Linked DNA regions of Homo sapiens: region 2 is linked to region 1. Evidence: read pairs that join two places in POLR2A ChIA-PET (ENCODE). Cell type or tissue: Caco-2. All regions are shown on one strand. Each heading gives the region's core, and the rest is flanking DNA. Links, peaks and the distances in the headings are about the cores only.

Region 1 (8,344 bases), core at 1,571-6,570:
TGCTATCCAGCTTTTACCCCAACACACACTCTGTAGTAGCAGGTCACATTCACCTTTTTTCTCCATGATATGACACAGCAAAGAGGAAGAGGTCCAGTCCCCCTGAGGACTTTGGAAGTTTAAGTTCAAAGCTCAACTTGAGTTTCATCTCAAATAAGCCTTTTTAAAACCACTACCCTTCTCCCTCAGGAAACTGACCACCTCCTCCTCAACACAAGCTTTCATCATAGCACCTGTAAGACTTTATATGTCACTCACTGTTATTCCTCAAACTTACACATATATGCACTCCCAGCAACTGGCCTCATAAACACTGATTGAATGAAGAAGACTGAATTAAAGGGAAGTACTGAGCGAATCAGAAAACTTACTCTTCCACATGTGTTGGGACCTGCAGGACTGGATCTGTGCAAAAGAACAACAAAGCCATCATCAGAAACATCCCAAAATGTCAAGATTCCCAGAGGCTTCCCAGGACCAGGCCAAGTTGTACCGGTAATAACTTTCTCCCTCCTGTTAACCTACATGGGCTAGTGCACGTGAAGGTTATATGCATTTTTGTATCACCGTGCATATCTTTTAGAAAACATATCCACAATGATGCAAATGTAAGCTCTTGGATAGTTACTGAGGCTGGATAGAGAACTGAGACCAGAACAGAACTGCTTTCAAGAAACTTGCATATAACTTGGGGGATGGATGCAGAACGAAGAACCAGTCACCACACACCGTGGACAAGGGGTCAGAGCATCACTATCTGACACCTCAAAGACTTCTAAAACCTTAATCATTACCTTGTCCGATGCCTGGAGTAGCTCTACATATTCCCATTAGGAAAAGTAAAATGGGTTTAAGAACTAACTTTGATTGGCCAGTAAATGGACACACCTCTTTGGAGCGGCAATTCTAGAGCCTCCAAGTGTTCATTCCCTTTGGCCCCCCCATTGCATTTTTATAAAATCTAATTTAAAGACAATATAAACTATAGAAAATGGTTTTTGTACAAAGATGTGTACGTAGCAGCATTACAAATGACCTACCCAATAATATGGTTAAGTTATAGAATGTCCACTTGGCAAAAAATTAAGGCTTCTAAGAGGGCTAATAAAATTTTAAGACATATACAAACCTATGCTATTATGTTCAGGAGAAAAGATAACATTGTACATAGAGTATTAATGCAACTATGGGGAAAGGCTTCAATGTACCTAATTAGATGGAAAGATCAAAAATGCTAATTGTAAGTTATCCTTGTTGGAAATGCAACTCCCCCCAACCTTTTCTATATCTTAAAATTTCTGCAAGAGCAGGCATTACTTTTTAAATTGAGAACACGTTTTTTTCTCTAAGTCAATTTTACATTTGCAGCAATTAATGGCAGAATTCTTCCCTCCCTAGATTTTCCTGGGCACAAAGCAAGAGGAAGCTCCTGATTCCAGGGGCAGATGGTGGTGGCAGTGAGAGAGCATGAACACTGGCACAGCAGCACTGTGTAGTGACAGATCCAAAAGTCCGCAGGCAGGAGACTCACAGCGATGAGGTATTTCCAGCAACCAAAACCCCACAGCCATGCTATACACAACTTAATCTCTGGGGGGCAAGAACAGCAAGTATTCTTACATGATTTTGTATGCAGAATTCCAGACTCTGTAGGCTCTGCTTATGGTGACAGACGGCTGTCCAATCCATCCAATTATTGGATGAAGGAAAATCTTTTAAGCCTTATCATATGTTGACTTTGCTTAAAAGCCCAGCTCCTATACAAAGGCATATGGTGTTCACAACAACAGAGGTGTACACACACCATATGCGGTCTGTGGGCAGCAAACAAACAACTCACTAAACCAAAAACACTCTAGGAAACAGGAAGAACTTTCAGTCAGTAAGCACATGTTTATCTTTCCCATTAATCACCTCTCGGTACACTCTCACAAACAGACTGATGCAAGAGACAGGAAATAAAGGCACACCACACTCATCCTACTGAAACAAGCTAGTCAAGGTGCAATAACCCAGTTATTTTAACACCGGCCTGAAGGCATGCAAGCCAAGAAGAGCAAGAATATCATATTCCGAAGAAAACACAGCAGTAAAATGGCATCTTTTTTGTTTGTTTCAGCCACTTAAAGGTATCACAGATAAACACAGATTAAGAGGACATGGCCAAATTCCAGGAATTCACCAGAAACAAGACATGCAGACCAACATGATTTAAATTCCTGTTCATAACCTGATCTTTGCTGTACAGTGTTTGCTCAGTCACACAGACTCGTCTTCAGATGCAGATTTTCCTGGTTTTCTATAGCTTATCCACTGGTCACCTGACACTGAGGCCTCAGGTCCCAAGATATGCCCTGTATCAGGAAGGTTCCAGTTAAGATTCAGGACATTGGCAGGAGACAGGGGAAGATTCCCGGGACAACTACATTGGTGTTTAAGAACTGTGATTTTTTTTTTCTAGGCTTAGGAGAAGATAAACTCCAGTAGGAGGGCCTTATGGTTATCTTAGCATTTCCCATCCACTCAGTAAAATAAGCACCTGGAATAAGCCTCTTCAAAGCTGCAGCCCAGGTAAAGACACAATTATTAAGACAGTTCTGACAGAGGCAGACACACTGCTGCTTGGCTTCTGAAATGTAACAATGACCTAATTCTGTAAATGTTTTTCTTTAAGAATCATCTGAATTCAAGATTTGCTTTAAAATACTACAGAAAATAATTATACGGGGGGCGGGGAGGACAGATAAAACAAGAAGTGGCAGGCTGTTGATAACAGTTAAAGATGAGACACGGGAACACTGGAGTGTTATTTTACTACTCTCTGTACATATGGTTAAATTTTTTCATATTAAAAAAGGTTAAAGAGAAAATTATCTTTGGAAAGTCAGCAAAAATAAAAAGAGCATTATCTGAAAATGTGCACTAAAAGAGTAACATGAAAAAGTGGTTTTGATTTAATAATGAGAACTGATATCAGGTAAGATTCTTGCTTTAAAAAAAAAAGTTTTCAGCCATGTGAAAAGAAACACTGTCCTACCTGTAGGGATGTAAACAAATACTGCTGTAAAATAAGCCACTATCTATATGGGGCCCGATAAGAATAAAAGCCAATGTCACCAAGTTGTTTTACTTTCAGAAAAAAAAAGTTGTGGGGGAGTTACTTCACAAATATAAAAAGTGGCTGTTATGTAAGGTAAAGGTAAGGTTATCTGGTAAAGGTAGAGGGAAAATATAGCTGAAATCAAGGTTTGGTCTCCCAGGATTAACACGGGAAAGAAACAAACCTGCTCACTGATCCCCTGGGAGCAGCCACTGGCCTCAACTCCACTCCCCGGCCCCCATCGTGTGTCCAGCTGAGGCCTGGAATGGCACAAGTTTTACACCTGCAGGAACTGACATCCTGGGTGAGGTCACAAGATGCTCATTGCTAGGCTAATCTAAATCACTTCTTTAAGCTCAAATAACAAAACAGACGTCCACATCTTTCCTTTGTCCAAGTTCATAAGGGTAAAGTTTTAAACATTTCTGTCCCCAAAAGCAGTGAATTTTTGTCCCCACTCCCTCCTCCACACAGGGAGGAACATTGCCAGCTTCTCCCTTCAGCCTTTCTTCTCACTCAGAGAGCACATGCCTCTCTATAACTTCCACCCTAACCACAGTGGGGTTCTAGGCTCCCCTCTCCCGGGTCCTTTCTCTGGATCAACTGGACACGCCCACTACTTCCCACCAACGCCTCAGCCTCTGCTTGCCCAAGTCACGCCCTCTGTCTTTTGCCTGAGACTGGCTTCTACTCCTGACTACCGTATTTTATTAACAGTACCACCATTCTCCTAGAAGAAAGCCATGACTCAAACGACACTGTTGATGTCTATTTCTCCCTAACACATGCTATCAGTTGCCAAACTCTGTGGTCTGTTTCGATGCCAACCATAATTCTGTGTCCTGTTCCCATTCCCTTCAACACCATAGGAACCCTTTGTCTCTCAAGCCTTCCCTCCTCTCTTAATCTGTGTGGACTTTGGAATCAGACAAACCAAGGCATAAATCCTGGCTCTGCCAATCACCAGCTGAGTGACCTTGGCAAAGTTACTTAAGCTCGTGGAGCCTCAATTTCCTCATCAGTAAGGAAAAAAAAAATAGAGATAACATCAACCTCATGGGGCATCTCTATGTGGATTAAATGTTTGTCAAGACTATAAGTCAATGCCTTGACACTGAGAAGAGTGATCCTTTTAAAGGCATAAATCAGATTAAGCTTCTCTGTGACTCAAAATCCTTTGGTGGTTCCCCATCTCACTCAGTGAAGGCCAGTGTTTACACAGTGGTTCATAAATCCCAAGCAGTCCCTCCCTTTCAACCTGTCACCCTTTAACAATCTCCCACTATTTCCCACACACTCCATTCCAGCCATGCCGGCCTCCAAGTATTCAACAAGCACTGCCAGGCCTGCCCATGCCTCAGGACCTTTGCACTGGCTGTTCCTCTGCCTAGGTCTTTGATCAACTGTTGCCACCTCAGAGCGGTCTTCCATGATCACCTCCTACTGCCCAGGATTTCCAACCCTTCTTCCCTGCTTAATTTTTCTCCATGTCACTTACCACCTCTGTAGTTCTGTATATTTTATTGCTTACTTAATGCCCAACTCTGGCCACGGAGGGTTGGGATTTATTTTTTGTTGTCTGCATCTTCCCAAGGATCTAAAACAATACCTGACACACAGGTGGTAACCAACGTATTTGCTGAATGGAGTAATTAAGTGTCATTTCCTGTCTTAGTCTGTTTGTGTTCCTATAAAGGAATACCTGAGGCTGGGTAATTTATAAAGAAAAGAGGTTTATTTGGCTCACGTTTCTGCAGGCTGTACAAGAAGCATGGCATTAGCATTTGCCTCTGATGAGGGCTTCTGGCTGCTTCCACTAGTGGCAGAAGGCAAAGGGGAACCGGAGTGTACAGAGCTCACAGGGCGAGAGAAGCAGCGAGAGGGGAGAAGGTGCCAGGCTCTTTTTAAGAACCATCTCTCACAGGAATTAATAGGGTGAGGATTCACTCACTACAATGAGGACAGCGCCAAGCCATTCATGAGGGATCCACCCCCAAGACCCAAACACTTCCCATTAGGCTCCACCTCCATCACTGGGAATCAAATTTCAACATGAGGTTTGGAGGGTCAAATATTCAAACTAGCGCAGTTTCTTTCCTACTTCCACTCTTGGCCAGCCTGGAAATCCATTGTTGATCACTTTTAATAATCCAGCAGATAAGCTCTACTCACCCTGAACCCAGGATCTGCATAGCAGTCCCTGTTCCTCCACCCAGCCTTCTGAGCACAGCTGTAGAAAACACTGCGATCATTAGTGGAGATACCATGATACGTGGTATCTCCATGGTGTGGCCAGCTAGGCCCCTGCCACTAGGAGATCCTGGCTGGCTTCTGTTCTCACCCCTGTAGCTGATATTTCAAACTACTCCTTGCCTCAAGGTCCCTGTCTCTCCACAAATGACTCTGCCTTCTGTGTCATAGGGGATATTAAGGGAGACTGAGTGAGCTTGCTGAAACTTCCTACCCTTTGTCTTCTACATTTGCCCAGCTCCACCCTTCCCTTCACATCTCTATAAAGGGACAATGCTTTTGTCTTCACACTCATAGATTTTTCACACTCACATCTAGATCCTGTCTCCAAGGATCTTCAACTCCTCCTTTGCCTATAAACACAAAAACCTCTTGGCTCTGCCTGCTCTTCTGCACACTCTCCTTTTCCTCCAAAGTGCAACCATTTTAAGTTTACAGTTCAATCAATCTTGAAAAACACACACCCATGTAACTATCTTCACCATCAAGATACAGAACATTTCCATCACCCTAAAACATTTTTTCACATCCCTTTGGATTCAGTATTTCCAAATCTTGCTCCAGATAAGTACCAGTTCATTTTGTTTGTTCTAAAATTTCACAAATGACCACGTCATAGATACTCATTTGTGCCTGGCCTCTTTATCTCACATAATGTCTTGGAAATTCATCCATATTGTTGTATGTATCATAGTTCGCTCTTTTTTATTACCAAATAGTATTCTACTATAAGAATTTACCACAATCTGTTTACCTATTTACCTGCTGAGGGACATTTGAGTTGTTTTTATTTTCTTGGCTGGTGTGAATAAAGCTTCTGTGAACATTTGTGTACGAGTGTTTATTTGGACCTATTTTCATTTCTTTTTTTTTCTTTTCTTTCCTTTTTTTTTTTTTTTTTTTTTTTTTTTGAGATGGAGTCTCGCTCTGTCGCCCAGGCTGGAGTGCAGTGGCACAATCTCAGCAACCTGCAACCTCCACCTCCTGAGTTCAAGTGACTCTCCTGCCTCAGCCTACCGAGTAGCTGGGACTACAGGCGTGTGCCACCACACCCAGCTAATTTTTGTATTTGTAGTAGAGATGGGGTTTCACCTATTGGTCAGGCTGGTCTTGAATTCCTGACCTCGTGATTCACCCGCCGTGGCCTCCCAAAGTGCTGGGATTATAGGTGTGTGCCCAGCCTATTTTCATTTCTTAAAACAAGGAGGGGGACTGGCTGCATCATATTGTTTACCTCTGACAAAAAATTGACAAACAGTTTGCAAAACTGGTAGTACTGTTTTATATTTCCACCAGCAATGTATTAGAGATTCCTATGGAATTTTTAGAATGTTGATTCCTAGGTTCTTCCCCCAGGAAGCTGGCTTTGTAGGTAGAGACAAGGAATTTGCCTTTATAACCCAAGCTGGGTGATTGAGCCATGTGGGGAAACTACACTGCTCCGAATCCTCTGTTCCACCTTCCTGCCTTCTTACCTTCCTCCACTCACTGCCCTCCGGCCCCTACCCTCAGAATAAGATCAGAACTGCCACTGTCAAGTTCCCGTGATCAAAACCAACACTTGCAAATCCTCCGCATGGCATCTGAGGATGTTCTCCCTTGGACTCCTGACCCAGTCCCACTTGCAACTGCTATGGGTGTCTCAGCCCAAGGCCATACCCCCAGGACCTGCTCCTCAGTTCACATTCCCCAGATTGGCTAGTGGGTCCCACTTCCACCCAGTCACACAACCTAGAAACTCAGGAAGTCCCCAAACCAGTCCCTTTTAAGTGTACCTCTAGCAGTGACTGTAAATGTTTTGGGTTGGCCCTTTTGAAAAGTATTTAAGGGAGAGGGACAGGGATTACCCCGCATTGATAATTATTGAAGCTGGGTGCTGGGTACATGGTTTCATGATACTACTCTTCTTACTTTGGGGTATGTATAAAGTTTTTATAAAATGAAAAGTTAAAAAAAAAGCTAAAAACAGAAGCTATTTAAGGCAAACATCTGCAATAGGTTGGAGAGAATGGCCTGTTCCTCCTGCTCTCACCTGTGGCATAATTCTGAAGAGCCTGCTCTTCCAGTTGCACAGGGCACAGAGAGACTGAAGGGAAACCCAAGTTAAGAGCATGAAGGACCCTGTCAGGACCATCCCAGGCTTCCCTAAATGCAGGGCTGGCAAAATTCGTGAGGGCCTGGGGAAAACATGGGGTGATAAGTCAGCTGAACAGAAAAATGTCTTTGATGCAATCAACCAAAATTTAAATAATTGTTTCAAACCAGACTTCGAGATTGACGGCCTCTCTCTGGAGGTAGCTCTGGGCAGACTTCCTTCCATGTAGGAAGAAGTAAGATCCCTTTGATTACAGAAGCCACAAGAACAGGTTGCTCACTTAACTGGAGCTCAAGGAGCCTTGCAAGATCCTTCTCTTATCTTTCCCAGATGAGCACGGATATTTCTGGAACACCCTGCTTTTGCTTTTCCGTTGGACTCTAGATGACCTCTGGCTTTACTGCCCTCCTCCACCTTGTTCTTTCTGACCCCATCTGACCACCCTTCTGACCCCCATAACGCAGCAATGGAAATCAGCTCTCTCTTCTGCACAACTAAGATATTACCACACAGTTAGAAAGTCCCCAAACCAGTCCCTTCTAAGTGTAACCCTAGCAGTGATTTTAAATGTTCTGGGTTGGTATTCAAAATACCTTTTGAAAGGTATTTAAGGACCCAAAGAGCAGAGATGAAGTCTCAAATGCTTTATAGTCTGTGTAATCCTCTACACACATGCACCCCCATTCCCCGCCGAGGAGGAAGAGGACTGACAACCCTGCTACTAGTAACTTTCTGTTGAGATGCGCCAAACACATCTCAGAAACAACTGTCAGATATCTGCTTCAGCTGGGTTCTCTGTTAAGTGCCATGCAGGATAAAGAAGGGAGCTTATGGTTTGAGTTACGAAGCTAATACACATGAACCACACATAACGAACTGCTAGAACATGGGGCATGCAC
Region 2 (7,063 bases), core at 969-5,968, 480 kb before region 1:
CCTCAGCCTCCCAAAGTGCTGGGATTACAGGCGTGAGCCACCGCGCCCGGCTGTCCTGCTTCTCTACCTGATATGTCATGCCCTTTGGACTTAATCTCACCAGCATGGGAGTCACTACAAAGCTTTTCAGCAGCTGCCGCTTTGTTTCTCTCCATCTTCTAACGGATTCGGTTTTCTCTTTCGAGACAGCAGAGAGAAAATGAAGAGGGGAGTTTAGCTCCAAAGGGCTTGTCTGATCATTCTCCCTCTCCCAAAGGCCTGTGACTCATCTGAGTCTGTCCCAAACCATCTCTTGCATCTAGGGGCTTAAGTGCACTGTGGCTATTTACATAAAACTTTATTACTTTAAAGCTCTAAGGGCTCATTTTGTGTTTCTAACTTTCCTATGTTGATAAAGCAAATATTAGATCCTTATTTATAAATAGGGAAGACGTTCAGAGAGATTAAACATTTGGGCAATTCACTTCTCTGGCAGCAGTTTCTTTCCCAGTACAATGAGGCAACAACAAAATATCATTCTGGACTTGCTCAGATTTAGGCAGCAATTTGGAAGCAAAGTCAGTTTCATAACTCAGATGTGTCTCCACTAAAACATTATGAGAAACAAAGTCCGGCGCTCTCTAGGCAACCGTGAGGGCTTGAGCACTAACTAGATCTGCTCAAGGGCAAGAGAGGAGCGAGTACCGTGCAGCCACGGAACGGACTTTGCGGGCAGTGGGGACGTGTTTTTGGAGCGAACCCGGTAAAGGAAGTGTGCTACGCCATCAAGGGCCCCCAGTCCCGGGTGCCGCGGGGACAGTGTAGGGTCATTAGCTGTTGAGCCGCCCCGGGCGGGCCCAAGCCTTTGGATCTCAGGTGACCGGCACAGGCGGCCGCGGGGTCCGGAACTGCTTGTTCCGGCAGTGGAAGAGACGCGCCGGCGTTGGCCGCTGCTGCTAGCAGCTTGAACCCCAGGGTCGGGACCGATGTCGGCTTGGGCTGCTGCCAGCCTAAGCAGGGCCGCTGCCCGATGCTTGCTGGCACGAGGCCCCGGGGTCAGGGCGGCTCCTCCGCGCGACCCCCGGCCCTCCCACCCCGAGCCCCGGGGCTGCGGTGCCGCTCCGGGCAGGACGCTGCACTTTACCGCGGCTGTCCCCGCCGGGCACAACAAGTGGTCCAAAGTCAGGCACATCAAGGGTCCGAAGGACGTCGAAAGGAGTCGCATCTTCTCCAAACTCTGTTTGAACATCCGCCTGGCAGTGAAAGGTGAGACCCTGACGGTCACCCAGCACTGGCTGCCGCTGCCCTCTCAGTGCCCGCAGCCTCGCTTGCCTCTCGGAATTGGGCCCACCTAGATCTCCGGCCCTTCACTTTGTTTTCCTTCCCCAGTACCCACCATTGCCCACCTCATAAATCCTCAAAACACCTACCCTACGTTGGAGGTTCTCACTCACTTTTCCAGACGCTGAGCATCTGGCCAGTTTGTCAGAGAGGGAGCTGCTCTTAAGAAGATAAGCCGGTAAGGTAGAAGTGACTTCATCCTAATCTAGCTGGGTACTTAATAGAAACAAGCCCTAAGAGTCAGGGCAGATGTGTGTCTCTCCTGAAGAGACAAATCAACCCCTCTGAAGTCGCCTCAAGTACCTTATTGGTTGTGGCAGGGGCACTGAGTAAAGCTATTACTTAAGTGCTTAGGCCTTAGCTTAGGCCTTAGTTTGCTTCATTAATGTTTCCCCAAGACACATTTCCTTGGAAGGTAGATTTGCAGCCATGTCTTTTCTCCCTTAGGTCGCCACACTGAAAAGGCTTTTTTTCTGTTTAGGGCCAGACATCTGTAGGAGCAAAGGAAAAGTCCTGTAGAAAGCATGGACTTTGGACTGGGCGCAGTGGCACAGCCTGTAATCCCAGGCCAGAGGCAGGCAGATCACTTGAGGTCAGGAGTTCAGGACTAGCCTGGCCAACATGGGGAAACCCTGTGTCTACTAAAAATAACAAAAAAAAAAAAAAAAAAAAACAGCTGGGCATGGTGGTGCATGCCTGTAATGCTGGCTACTCGGGAGGCTGAAGCAGGAGAATTGCTTGAACCCAGGAGTTGAAGGCTGCAGTAAGCGAGATTGCTCTACTGTACTCCATCCAGCCTGGGTGACAGAGCAAGACTCCATCTCAAAAAAAAAAAAAAAAAAAGAGAGAGAAACTGTGGACTTTGGAGTCAGGAAGACTGGTTTCTGTCACTGACTAACCTTGAACAAGTAGCTTAACTTGAGTTTCTCTGAAACAAGGATAATACCCACCTTGAGGTAGTTTATGGTTTATGGCACATCATAGGCATTCAGTTAATGTTAATTTACCCCCTCAGCTCATGCCTGGTATTTGTTTGCTTCCTTTTCTTCAAAATTCTTGATATTAAGTTCAAGCAACTTTTATTTATTTATTTATTTATTTATTTTGAGACAGAGTCTCACTCTGTCACCCAGGGTAGAGTGCAGTGGCGTGATCTTGGCCCATTGCAACCTCCACCTCCCAGGCTCAAGTGATTCTCCTGCTTTAGCCTCCGGAGTAGCTGGGACTACAAGTGTGCACCACCATGCCTGGCTAAATTTTTTTGTATTTTTAATAGAGACAGGGTTTCACCATGTTGGCCAGGCTGGTCTCGAACTCCTGACCTCAAATGATCTACCCACCTCCACCTCCCAAAGTGCTGGGATTGCAGGTATCAGCCACTGCATCCCAATGAAGTTCAACCAACTTGTGTTTATTTTGTGCCAGGCATGCCATTGGTACTAGAAAGATGATGAGATACAGCCCCTACCCTCAGATCACAATGTCATGTGAACATTTCAATAATTATGCACAAAGTGCTGGGCACGGTGGCTCACACCTGTAATCTCAACACTTTGGGAGGCTGAGGCCGGCGGATCACGAGGTCAGATCGAGACCATCCTGGCTAACACGGTGAAACCCCGTCTCTACTAAAAATACAAAAAAATTAGCCAGGCGTGGTGGTGGCGGGCGCCTATAGTCCCAGCTACTCAGGAGGCTGAGGCAGGAGAATGGCGTGAACCCAGAAGGCGGCGCTTGCAGTGAGCCGAGATTACACCACTGCACTCCAGCCTGGGCAACAGAGGAAAACTCTGTCTCAAAAAATAATAATAAAAATAAAATAAAATAAAAATAATTATTATGCACAAAGTAGTAGAGTAAGAGCAGTAATGAGTCCAGGAAGTGTTGTTACCATCTATAACCCTTCTTCATCTGACACAAAGTAGAGATCGCTGAAACCTAGCAGAATGAAAACCATCCCTAAAGACAATGAATTAGAAAGTTCTGGCCAGGCACGGTGCCTCATGCCTGTAACCCCAGCACTTTGGAAGGCCAAGGTGAGTGGATCACTTGAGGTCAGGAGTTCGAGACCAACCTGGCCAACGTGGTGAAACCTCATCTCTACTAAAAATACAAAAATTAGCTGGGCATGGTGGCAGACACCTGTAATCCCAGCTACTTAGGAGGCTGAGGCAGGAGAATCCCTTGAACCCGGGAGTGGGAGGTTGCATTGAGCCAAGATGAGCCAAGATCATGCCACTGCACTCCAGCATGGATGACAGAGTGAGACTCTGTCTCAAAAAAAAGGTCTTTTCTGGCCAGACATGGTGGCCCACACCTGTAATCCCGGCACTTTGGGAGGCCGAGTCAGGCAGATCACTTGAGCTCAGGAGTTTGAGACCAGCCTGGGCGACATGGTGAAAACCTGAATCTACAAAAAATACGAAAAAAATTACCTGGGTGTGGTGGTGCACACCAGTGGTCCCAGCTACTTGGGAGGCTGAGGCAGGAGGATCGCTTGAACCCTGGAGGTTGAGGCTACAGTGAGCTAAAATCATGCCACTGCACTCCAGCCTGGGTGACAAAGTGAGACTTTGTCTCAAAAAAAAAAAAAGTACTTTTCCAAAATACTTATCCAGGCCAGGGGCAGTGGCTCACACTTGTAATCCCAGCACTTTCGGAGGCCAAGGTGTGTGGATCACCTGAGGTCAGGAGTTCGAGACCAGCCTGGCCAACATGGCGAAACCTGGTCTCTACTAAAAATACAAAAATTAGCCGGGTGTGGTGGTGTGCACCTGTAATCCCAGCTACTCAGGAGGCTGAGGCAGGAGAATCACTTGAACCCAGGAGGTGGATGTTGCAGTGAGCCAAGATCGTGCCACTGCACTCCAGCCAGCAACAGAGTGAGACTCCATCTCAAAAAACAAACCAAAAAAACCCGAAAATACTTCTCCGTATCCCACTGAAACACTAGTTAAGGTATTCTAAGGTAACTGAGAGCTAAATGGTGATTTGCCACTCCTTTGGCTTGGTGGGGCTGGAAATCCCTTTTATTCTCCCATGTTGTAATGAGATGTCTTTGCTCACTCTTTTTTTTCTTTTTCTTTAAATCTCAGAAGGAGGCCCCAACCCTGAGCACAACAGCAACCTGGCCAATATCTTAGAGGTGTGTCGCAGCAAACATATGCCCAAGTCAACGATTGAGACAGCACTGAAAATGGAGGTGTGTACTGTTTGACATGCTTTTTATTGATCACAGCCTCTACCGGGCTCATGTCTGGATGGCCAACAAACACACTGTAAATTATCAGAGGGGCCAAGTGCAGTGGCTCACGACTATAATCCCAGCACTTTGGGAGGCTAAGGTGGGTGGATCACTTGAGGCCAGGAGTTTGGAGACCAGCCTGGCCAGCATGGTGAAACTCCATCTCTACTAAAAATACAAAAATTAGCTGGGCGTGGTGGCATATGCTTGTAATCCCAGCTACTGGGGAGGCTGAGGTGGAGGATCGCTTGAACCCAGGAGGTAGAGATTGCGGTGAGCCGAGATTGCACCACTGCACTCCAGCCTGGGCGACAGAGCGAGACTCTGTCTCAAAAAAAAAAAAAAAAATTATCAGAGAGAACGGTAGCAATGTAGTTGACGCCCTCAGCCTAGAGTCTTCTGAGAGCTCACCGTCCTTGGTCATTGGTTCTAGGAGCACAACTGGGAGTAGGATGCATAGGCAGTATGCAGGGCCATACAGTCAAGACCGGGACTGCTCAGCCAAGTTGTAGGGAGATGAGGTATTATAGAAAGAAGGGGCAGTGTGGGAGAAAGCCCTTACGTTAGGTGGAGGAAGTGTTTGTTTTTCAGATGTTTATGCCCTAAAGGAGAAAAGCCAGTAGAAAGGGAGAGGATGGGGGTGATAGAGATGGTGGGAGGGGCAGGTATATAGAGTCCACGTAAGGGTACACCTTTCTCTGGGGCAGGTAGGGAGGCTCTGAGGAAGTAATAGTTATCTTAATAGCTCAAAATTATTGAGTGCTTCCTGCAGGCTAAGCATGGATAAAAACTCTATGTGTGTTATCTCATCGAATCCTCAAAACCACCGTAAGTAGAAACTGAGGCACAGGAATGTTAGGTGAGTTGACTCAAGTCGCATAGAAAATGACAGACTTGAAACCAGATAGTCAGACTTTAGAGCCTGTGCTCTAACCGTTATGCTTATTGCCTTCATGTAGGCCATGGTGCAGAGAAGGTGGTGGAGACAGCAACTATTTTCCCCACCTAGTGGCCCTTTTTACCTTTGTGAAAGAGGAAGGGAGAAGTTATGAGTTGAGAATTCCTGGAAAGTTGCAGGACAGGGTGCTTGGAGTGGGGAATATTGAATACATGGACAAGGGATGAGTAGGGGCATGGAAGGTCCAGAAGAGATTAGTCCCTAGAGCTCTGGATTAATTGTTTCAATTTTGAGACCATGCTGTTTTCAGCAGCTCTTACGACAAGGCCTAGGTGTGTGATATTTCACAGCAGTACTCAGCAGCCCAGGGTAGGGACCTTGAGACTTGACCGGTGGGTTTCTTACAGGATGGGGGTGTAGGAGGATGAGTCTGAGTGGGATTGGGTAGGGACTAGATGTGGCATTTGGTTAGGGATGGTAGGAAGCAAAGCTGAGAGATGGCTGATGGATTGTTCAGGGACCGGAGAAACAGACTCCTTCCAAGTTAGGGGTAGTACTTCCTGTTACCTCAAAAGTTGGTTAGAGGGTGGGGACAAAAATAAAGATTGAGAGCTCAGGCTCCAGCCTAGAGAGCCCATCCCATGGAGTTAGTTTTGCGATACTTGTAGTTCTGGGCTGACATGTGGGAAGGAATTGGGAAACAGGAAAATGTGCTTGTGTTGTTTATTGCAGAAATCCAAGGACACTTATTTGCTGTATGAGGGTCGAGGCCCTGGTGGCTCTTCTCTGCTCATCGAGGCATTATCTAACAGTAGCCACAAGTGCCAAGCAGACATTAGACATATCCTGAATAAGAATGGGTAAGTGTGCGTCTGGGAGGAGTGGTAGGGGACAGAGCCTTTATGTTCCAATTCTCTGCAAGGCAAGTACTGTTGATCTCTGCTAGTGTTTCAGGGTTTTGTTTTTTGTTTTTTTGTTTTTTGAGACGGAGTCTCACTCTTGTCGCCCAGGCTGGAGTGCAATGGCATGATCTTGGCTCACTGCAACCTCTGCTTTCTGGGTTCAAGTGATTCTCCTGCCTCAGCCTCCTGAGTAGCTGGGATTAAAGATACCCACAGCCATGCCCAGCTAATTTTTGTATTTTTAGTAGAGGTGACAGGGTTTCATCATGTTGGCCAGACTGGTCTCGAACTCCTGATCTCAGGTGATCCACCTGCCTCAGCCTCCCAAAGTGCTGGGAGCCACCATGCCTGGCCATGTTTCAGGTTTTAAGCACACTTGCTCCTTAGCAGAATCTAATGAGTTAATTGACTTTCCCTTAATGTAGTTTCTACTAGCAGGATCCCAAAGACTTGTTCATCGGATGTAGAAGGGGATCTTTGTCCTATTATCCCCATCTGTAGCCATATAATGCCTAAGTCTTAAAATGCTCCACCAGGACTGGCATCTTAATGGCACAGGAAATTATCAGCTAAGTCTGCTTCCTCCCAACTGCAATCAGGGCAGAAAATCGAGCGTGGGGACATTCTTGGGCTGTTCCCTTACCCAGCAGCAGCTGCATTTTCTCCTTGAGGATGCGATCTGCTCCATGTCTGTGTGTA

Evidence for each region. Peaks named below come from ENCODE experiments on the same cell type or tissue, not always from the same donor. Only the 100,000 strongest peaks of a DNase experiment are listed, where the experiment ranks them.
Region 2: POLR2A ChIA-PET joins it to region 1 with 8 read pairs; 1 of 35 experiments calls an interaction of 5 or more read pairs at or near these places.

Annotation. Positions count from the first base shown.
Region 1 is chr17:64,080,404-64,088,747 of GRCh38, forward strand. It overlaps ERN1 (endoplasmic reticulum to nucleus signaling 1), which reads right to left. Exons shown (of 22, transcript NM_001433.5): 3 at 372-405. Among named protein-coding and RNA genes, the nearest start is that of ERN1, 46 kb to the right of the region's middle. RefSeq lists an enhancer at 1,955-2,074. In Caco-2, for the core only: a CTCF peak has its summit at 1,748; DNase peaks (open chromatin) are centred at 1,984, 2,311 and 4,368.
Region 2 is chr17:63,600,119-63,607,181 of GRCh38, forward strand. TACO1 (translational activator of cytochrome c oxidase I) reads left to right here and starts at 777. Exons shown (of 5, transcript NM_016360.4): 1 at 777-1,245; 2 at 4,416-4,522; 3 at 6,195-6,322. The coding sequence starts at 966. In Caco-2, for the core only: no CTCF peak of the experiment used is centred there; no DNase peak of the experiment used is centred there; H3K4me3 peaks cover 893 bases.